3 separate regions of the Homo sapiens genome follow, and all the other regions are linked to region 1. Evidence: chromatin contacts called from ENCODE Hi-C or POLR2A ChIA-PET data. All regions are on one chromosome and are shown on one strand. The core of a region is the stretch at or near the end of the contact, and the rest is flanking DNA. Distances in the headings are between cores, read along the strand shown.

Evidence for each region. Hi-C counts contacts between places; a loop is a spot of excess contacts on that map. ChIA-PET counts read pairs that join two places held with the same protein, here RNA polymerase II (POLR2A). Pooled maps may share reads with other maps.
Region 2: a pooled map shows a loop between it and region 1 (3-fold over the local background). The contact joins the promoter of GIT1 here to the promoter of MYO18A in region 1. A Hi-C loop is called at or near these places in 1 of 168 maps with a recorded cell type or tissue (mammary epithelial cell) and 5 of 50 pooled maps. POLR2A ChIA-PET finds 5 or more read pairs at or near these places in 6 of 52 experiments (HEK293, MCF 10A, OCI-LY7 and 3 more).
Region 3: POLR2A ChIA-PET joins it to region 1 with 12 read pairs in IMR-90. The contact joins the enhancer-like site here to the promoter of MYO18A in region 1. POLR2A ChIA-PET finds 5 or more read pairs at or near these places in 5 of 52 experiments (HEK293T, IMR-90, OCI-LY7 and 2 more).

The regions. Positions count from the first base shown.
Region 1 is chr17:29,178,928-29,181,660 of GRCh38, forward strand. It overlaps MYO18A (myosin XVIIIA), which reads right to left and starts at 1,471. Exons shown (of 42, transcript NM_078471.4): 1 at 1,386-1,471. RefSeq lists silencers at 1,145-1,194, 1,315-1,364, 1,330-1,550.
Region 2 is chr17:29,588,062-29,590,908 of GRCh38, forward strand. It overlaps GIT1 (GIT ArfGAP 1), which reads right to left and starts at 1,587. Exons shown (of 20, transcript NM_014030.4): 1 at 1,266-1,587. The coding sequence starts at 1,317. RefSeq lists enhancers at 1-768, 1,668-2,567 and silencers at 986-1,175, 1,436-1,915.
Region 3 is chr17:29,678,884-29,681,583 of GRCh38, forward strand. The region is part of intron 6 of SSH2 (slingshot protein phosphatase 2); the gene reads right to left. Among named protein-coding and RNA genes, the nearest start is that of SSH2-AS1, 41 kb to the left of the region's middle. Within about 2 kb of position 1,393, at least 2 of the 41 ENCODE cell types and tissues checked have a DNase peak (open chromatin) inside an H3K27ac peak, as active enhancers do.

The DNA of each region.
Region 1 (2,733 bases), core at 221-2,720:
CACACTTCCCAGAGCTCACTTGCCACAGGGGCACTGATGAGGCCTTCTCGGCCACAGACACGCCAGGGGCTCCAAAAGACAAGACGAACCCACACTAACTAGCCCAAGTCATTGGCAGGGTGAAGCAGGGAGGGAATCCAATTCTTTAATTCGGGGTGGCCATCTGAGGGAATGAAAGCCCTAGCCAGGACAGTCCCTCTCAGGAAGCATTCCCCCAGCCCTCCCCACACAAATACAAACTATGAGGCCAGCGCCAAACACATGCCCCATTGGCAAAGTGGTCAGGCAAAATGAATACCCGCTCAAAAACAAACTGGCTGTCTTCCTCCCCATCTCCCCCACCCCCCACCTCTAGCTCATTCTGGCCGCAACCTTTCCAACTAATCAGCAAGACACATGTGCCTTGCAGTAGGGCAACTCCCCCATCTCCACCCCCAAAACAAAGCCCCAATGCCTGGCCTGTCCCTGCGGGCCTTATCGCACCCAGGAACATGACCCACACTCCTGGCCGGGTTTGGGACCAAGGAGCGCACCCCCACTAACAAGGGGCAGGGTGAGGGGGCAGCCACCCCTACCACCTCCCCTTCCCATTGGCGAAACAACTGGCATGACAGGTTAGCAGGGCGGGGCGTCGGGGCGGTCTCTCCAGAGGCCTGGGGCAGCTTGTCCGACCTTCCCACACGCACCCCACCCCTCTGCAGGGAAAGGTGAGGTGAGCATTCAGTCTCAGGGCACAGCCTGCACTCCCTAATCCCCAAAGCCTGCCACCATTCACCCTCTCATCTTCTGTCCCAAGAGGAGGGGGCCCAGGGAAGCGGGGTCTCCATTGTTTTGCCAGCTGTCTAGCAGCTGCTCCTTTGAGAGGAGCCCGCAGTCTGCCCGGCAGTGAAAGAGTGAAGGCCGCTGGGAGGGATAAAAGGGTCGGTAGAGGTGCTCCCCTTCCCCGCTGCCTTCCTCAGCGCCCCGCTCTCTCGCTCGCTCCATCGTGGGGCCTGGACGGGGGCAGGAGAAGTCCCCCCACCCTCGAGGCTGCAGCCCCCACCCCGCAGCTCCGGGCCACCTGGGCGCCTCCAAGCCCCAAATCCCCCCACACTGAAGGCCACCCTGTCCTGCCTCCCTGCGCCCCCCAGGTTGGCTGGAAGGGCCGGTGGTTCCCCCTTCCCCGCCGCTCCCGATCGGCCCCCACCCCCGGGCGTCGAGCTCCACGGCGCCGCCAGGGACGGGAGCCGGGAGTCCGGGCCGCTGCTTCCAGGGGACGGGGGAGGAGGAGGAGGAGCCGGCGGGCCCCGCCGCCCGCCCGCCCTCCCTCCCGGCCGGAGCCCGCCCCGCCGCCCCACCAAGCCGGGCCCGCCACCGAGCGGCCGCCGCCGCCGACCGGCACTCACCGGCCACCGGAGCCCGCCCGGCAGGCAGCAGAAGCGGAGACGCGGCATCCAGCAGCCTCGGCCCGGTCAGGGATGGAGCAGAGCGCAGCGCGGCGCAGCTCAGCGCCGCCCCCAGCGACCGCGCAGGCCGAGCCGAAAGGGAGCTCCCTGCTGGCGGCTGTGGGGATAAACGCCCGGCCTGCCTGGCAGCGCCAGTGCGCGCCGCCAGACGTGGGCCAGGCGGGCCGGGCGCTGCCCTGGCAGCCTCCGTCCGCTGTGGACTCCGAAGCCCCTCTCGCTGTGTCTGAGAGAGGCCCTGCCTGGAGTTTCTGTCTGCACTGGGCACTGGAGGCTGTCCGAAAAGGGTCCGAAAGGGGCTGAGTGGCACTGCCTAGGACAGGCACCAGGGTCATGATGAACGTATAGAAGAGGGGCTGTCCAAGGCAGGCACCGAACTCTGCAGGCTGTGTTCAAGGTAGTGCTGTCTAAAGGAAGCAATTAAGTCTTACTGGCCGCCTCCTCCCAAGGTGGCTCTGCAGAGGCACACACAGGGCCCTGCTGGATGGTGCCCCAGGCTCAGTCCAGACCAGGTACTGCCTGCCATGTCCGAGATGGCACTGCCAGAATGCACTCCCCAAGGTAAAAACAGACTCCCAATAGCTTGGTCTGATACAGCCCTGCCTCAAAATGGAGTGGATCAAGAGGCGTACCAGGGCCCGGGAGCCATGGCTGTAAGTGCCACTCACTCCCTAAAGGAGTTCACCAATGCCAAGATTAACACTTTCAGAAGCTCTTTGGAATGCAGTCTGTCCCTGGGTCCACTGTGTGCTGTAAATATCAAGTGAGCTGCTGTACCCACCAAGAAGACAGTTTATACTTCCTGGGAGAGGCCAAGGGACATCCAGATACCAGGCCTCCAAGATAGGTGCTATGTCTAGAGTTTGGAGAAAGAAAGAAATGGGGACACTTCCCTGGGCAGTGTCCATGCTGGAGTGGGGTGTGCCAGAATGTGGAAGAAACTGAGTGGGGTGGTGCAGGAAGAAGGGTGTAGCAGACAAATGCTGCTACCTCCCTAGACAGCCCAAACAGGAACTTCTCCAGGCAAGGGCAGCCCAACCTGACAGACCAGGGAAGGCTGGAGCAAGGAGGCTCAGAAAGCAGAGAGTTGAGTAAGAGTTAGGGAGTTCCTGAGGAATAGACCCAGGCGGGATACACATTTTGGAATAACATGCAACTCAAATTCAATTTAACAAACTGCCTGCTAAGTGCCAAGTGCAGCCCCAGGCACTTGGGGTGACACAGAAGGAGATCAGACATGGCATATCTCCAGGGAAATCACATGGGGAACAGGTAGACCTGAGCTGTGACA
Region 2 (2,847 bases), core at 337-2,836, 410 kb after region 1:
CTAAGTCATAGTTCCCAAATACTCTAGCTTGGCACCCCCAGAACCACCAGAGCATCTGTGAGGCTCAACCGGTGGGGTCCTGGGCCTGCTCAAGGGGTGGCTGAAAGTTATGGGCCCACAAACCAGCACCCCATACTCTCACTCTTAATCATGCCCACAGCCCCGCTAGAGTTCACGGACCTCCGCAGCCTGCCCAGGGGCCTACCAGGGAGATAGCTCCTTTGCTAAAGAAAGAATGGATGTGGGCTAGAGCTTCCTTCCCAGGCCAGCTGCAGAGCCCCGTCACTGGCTGTCCTCCCTCATCAGAAGGGAGCAGCCTCTTGGATCATTACCCCTGACTTCCTCAGCAGGCCTGGGGGGTTTCACTCCAGCCCAGTCCTAACTCTGTTAGGAAAAGGAAGGGAACCACCATGTAAATACAGCCAGGAGACAGGCCAGGAAGCCAGCAGGATACGGGGAATCTCGGCACGGCCTCCCACCCATTTCTGGCCAGACTGGGCTAGGGGACAGGGAGGGGCCCGCACCCAGGATAGCTTGATGCCAAGCTCACTTTCCCAAGCAGGCCTTACCGGTGAACAGGAACAGCAGGGTCCAGCCGAGCTGTTCCCAGTCACCACCAGCAGGCCTGGGGATGCCTCCCGAGAAGACACCCGGGTCTAGACTGGCCCTGAACGCCAGGCCCGGCAAGGAGCGCTAGCCTTAGGAACCCGAGGCAGGGAGTCCTGGGAGTAGCCACCGCTCATCTGCTCCTGAGGAGACGGTATTCAGGCCCCACTGGCGCATCTGCCCGGCCCTCTGCTCCTTGCCCTCCACCACCCCGGCAGGCGTACCGACCACGCGAGCAGCAGGTGCAAGACGCGGGGGTGGCACTGAGATGACATAAAACCACACTCGCCCCCACCTCCCAAGCCCTGACGGCCTCCGCCACGGCCCTCCTGCCACCCCAGGCTGGCGCTTCCGTCGGATACAGAGATGGAGGTGGAGGAGCAGCCAGCTGCCCGCCTCCCTCAGACCGAGGAGCGGGAGGCGGCGCCGGGAACGTCCTTCCTCGCTAGTCCACGGCCTCCAGGGAGCATGGGCACCCCAGGCCGGCCCTCCCGCCAAGGGCGCAGCTCCGCAGTGGCCGAGGCGGGGGCCCAGCCTGGAGGCCGCAGCCCCCCGCCCCGCCCAGCCCTCCGGCCCCGCACAGCGCTCTTGCCAGGCCCCGGCGCCCGCCCGGCGGCGGCCTGGCTGTGCGGTCCCGCCCCCGGCCCCGCCGCGCTTACCCGGGGCGCTGCAGTCCGCACACACCTCCGCTCGCGGCCCCTTTCGGGACATCCTCAGCGGCGACGCGGCCGCAGCCCTCTGGGCCAGCGTGGGGGGCGCGGGCGGCGGGCCCGGGCGGCGGCGGCGGCCCCTGCTGCCCGGCCCGGCTCCGGCGAGGCCCCGGCGAGGCTCCGCGCGCCCGGCCAACCGTCCGCCCCGGGGCTGGCCCGGAACCCGCCGTGCCCGCCTGCCCGCTCGCCCTCGGGCGCCCTCCGCCCCGCGCCGCCCCGCCGCCGCTCGCGGCTCCTCTCTCCGCCCCCTGCGCGGCTCCCGGCCGCTTCTGCAGGAAGCGGCGCAGGCCCTGCCCACAGGGGGAGGGGCCGCACCCCCGCCCCGCCGCGCGCTGCCGGCCGCGCCCCCTAGAGAAAGGAAGCCCGGGCGCGGGCAGGAGGGGGCGGGGGCGCTTAAAGGGGCCGCGGCAGATGCCCGGCCCCGGCGGGCAGCGTGGCCTGCGGCCCTGGCCTCCGCTGCAGCGCTCGCCTGGCCCGGAGGCAATGTGAGTCACCCTCACAGCCCCCTCCCCTTCACTTTCCGCGTGGGGTGGACCGGGGGACGCTGGGCCCACGGACGGCGAGGGTGGGGATTAGGGAAGAAGGACTTGGAGGCCCAAGTCCCGCTCCAGGTCAAAGGGGCTGTGCCTTGGGGTACCCGTCTATCTCTGGTTGGGGTGAGGTGTGCGTCCCTGTCCCGTAGGTGTCCACATCTGTGTGTCCAGGGGTGTGTGTGTATGTGTCACACTCTTGCTGAATACGCCCACTGCTAACAATATGGACGCCCAGGTGCCAGAAAGGTCAGGCAGTGTATTCCCCTGCCTCCGGACTAAAAATATATCTATCTCTCCATGCATCCTTCCATCCAGAGAGGAGAGAATCTGGGCGGTTTTTAAAGACCTCCCGAGGAGTGACCACTGTGCCTGTGTGCACTCACATCCACTTGTCATCCGCCTTACACACACCCACGGTGTTTCTGGGCCACCAGAGGTGTGTGTGTCCAGAAAGGGTGCATATAACATAGAGGGGCCGTTTCAGGTGACGGCCTTTCTTCCTGGACTTCACACGACGAGGCAGGCAAAGGCAAGGCAGGTGAGGGACGTGGGTGGGCTGGGGGGCAGGGAGCCTAGGTAGAGGCCGCACATGAGCGCAGCCCCCGCACTGAGCATGCGCCCCCATACGCGTGTGCCGCGCGTGTACCCAACCCCCAATCCCTGCAGCAGCAAAAGGCCCGGGCACTCTGCTTGTGGGGAGAGGGTAGAGGTCCCCAGGGCCAGACCTGGGGGCCAGGTCAGTGGTGACAATTGAGGAGGGGTTCTCCAAGAGTCAGAGACTCCTGCTTGTTAAGATGGGGGCAGTCCTTTGGCAGGGGTGCTCAAGTTGGTCGATTATCCCAACGGTGCCAGAGCGGCAGTGATTTGTGGGTGGGCAGGCTCCTTCCCTAGGGGAGACAAGTAATGCTCATGAGTCACACCACCCGAAATACATGCAAAGCTGCCTCCATCGCCTTTTGCTGCGGCCCAGATTGACAAGTTTGTTTGAAATCGCGATC
Region 3 (2,700 bases), core at 143-2,642, 500 kb after region 1:
TTTGTATTTTTAGCAGAGATGAGTTTTTGCCATGTTGACTAGGCTGGTCTCAAACTCCTGGCCTCAGAGTGATCCACCCGTCTCAGCCTCCCAAAGTGTTGGGATTACAGGCATGAGCCACTGCACCCGGCCTAAAATGCTATTTCAATCTCACATTAGCCCAGGAAGGGCTTTAAGTTAATGGAAGAGGTTCGTACAGAAAGCCATGGACCCCTGATTGTATGCTCTATCACATCTCTTCTCTGGGAAACAGTAACCTACCCTAGGCTACTGCCACTATCTCTCCTTAACGCTGCTGTAACTGCTTTCCCACTCTGGCTAGTCTCCGAAAGGCTTCCATGATGCTCCATGCCAATCTATCTAGAGCGGAAGCATGGTGTACTAGAAAGAATCTGGCATAACCATACTGTGGAAAAGCACAGTATGGTTAAGAGCTCTGGAACCTGGGTTCACAGTATGATTATGGGCTCTGGAACCTGGTTTCTTGCACTAACTGTATAATCTTTTTTTAAAATTTATTTTTATTTTTTTTTTTATTTTTAAGATGGAGTTTCACTCTTGTTGCCCAGGCTGGAGTGCAATGGTGTGATATCGGCTCACTGCAACCTCCACCTCCTGGTTCAAGCGATTCTCCTGTCTCAGCCTCCTGAGTAGCTGGGATTACAGGCATGCACTACCACGCCCAGCTAATTTTGTATTTTTAGTAGAGATGGGGTTTCTCCATATTGGTCAGGCTGGTCTTGAACTCCCAACCTCAGGTGATCCACCCGCCTTGGCCTCCCAAAGTGCTGGGATTACAGGCGTGAGCCACCGCGCCCAGCAACTGTATAATCTTAGGCAAATTACTTAACTGTCTTGTGCCTTAATTTCTTCATTTGTAAAACTGGGATAAAAATATCTTCTTCATTGTACTGTTTTGAAGATTAAATAACAAATAAAAGAGTAAAATAGTGTCTAAGTGCCTAAAATGTAATAGTCATTACCATTTATTGAACATCTACTATGCCAAAAGATCTGGGATTGATTTCCTTCAGTATTACAACTTTTTTTTAAACAAATTATTTAACCTCTCTCAGCCTTAATTTCTTCATCTTGAACTGTGAATAATAAAACCTATTCTCATAGATATAGGTATAAAGACATAACATACTTAAAATAAAACAATATATGTGAATATACTGTCCTGTAAAACAAATGTTGAATATGAATCTGTAATGGGTGCTCTAATATATCTGAAAGTGATTGGGGGAAGGGGAAACCATTATGCTTTAAAAACAACATAATGAATACCAAACTTTAACTGTTAGTCACTGCAGGGTTAAAGGAGGCTAGCCCTTAGTTGGGCTTTCCACTACACTTGCTGGCCTGTGCTGCTTAACACCTTAAGAGTGATTCCAGGCCAGGCACGGTGACTCATGCCTGTAATCCCAGCACTTTGGGAGGCCGAGGTCAGGAGTTCAAGACCAGCCTGGCCAACATGGCGAAACTCCATCTCTACACTAAAAATACAAAAATTAGCTGGGTGCAGGGGCAGACAGACACCTGTAATCCCAGCTACTCGGGAGGCTGAGGCAGGAGAATCACTTGAACCTGGGAGGTGGAAGTTGCAGTGAGCTGAGATTTGCGCCATTGCACTCCAGCCTGGGAGACACAGCAAGACTCCCTCTCAAAAAAAAAAAAAAAAAAAAAAAAAAAAAGAGTGATTCCAGAGCTCAGGAGATTCAAATCAAGACTGAAACAGCTTATCCACATTAGAACCTGGACCTGAACAACAGAAACACAGCTACCATGCCAGAGTCCAGGAGCAAGACAGCTCTACCACAAGTTTTGTTGAGTAGATGAGATGAGCGCACAAAAAAATTTGTTTTGAAAACGGCTTCCCAAGATGAAGTGGGGATAGTTTTACAGTAGCTTTTTGTTTTGTATTTAGTGAGTGCTTAGCCAGGTTCTTAGCAACAAGTATAATTTTGAGTATAAATATGGTGGGTTGGTAGCCCAATGACAAATCTAGAAATTAACTATATAAAAAGATACAGAAGCTGCAAAAGAGTGTGATCTATAAGCTTGTGACCAGATTTTGGTTAACCTTTGGACAAGTGACATTGATATACAGGAATCGACATTACATTTTTGGCTTGTATTCAGGCCAGAGTGCTTTTTTACATTAAGAAGTAGCTTTTTCAGCAGGGCGTGGTGCCTGTAATCCCAGCACTTTGGGAAGCAGAGGCGGGCGGATCACGAGGTCGAGATAGAGACCATCCTGGTCAACATGGTGAAACCCCGTCTACTAAAAATACAAAAATTAGCTGGGCATGGTGGTGTGCGCCTGTAGTCCCAGCTGCTTGGGAGGCTGAGGCAGGAGAATCGCTTGAACCCAGGAGACGGAGGTTGCAGTGAGCTGAGATTGCACCACTGTACTCCAGCCTGGCCACAGAGTGAGACTGTCTCAAAAAAAAAAAAAAAAAAAAAAAAAAAAAAAGTAGCTTTTTCACGCAACAGGAAGGAAAGGACTGAATAAGGCACGCTTGGTATTTTTATCCAGGTTACCTCAGTCTCTCAAGATTTTTCTCCATTTAAGTATAACTACTTATTTTAGTAAATATTCAATTCATTCAATAAAAATTTATTTAGTGCCTACTATGTACCAGACATTTCAAGGTGTTAGGGGTACAAAAAGAAATGGAAAAAAAAAACCCCAAA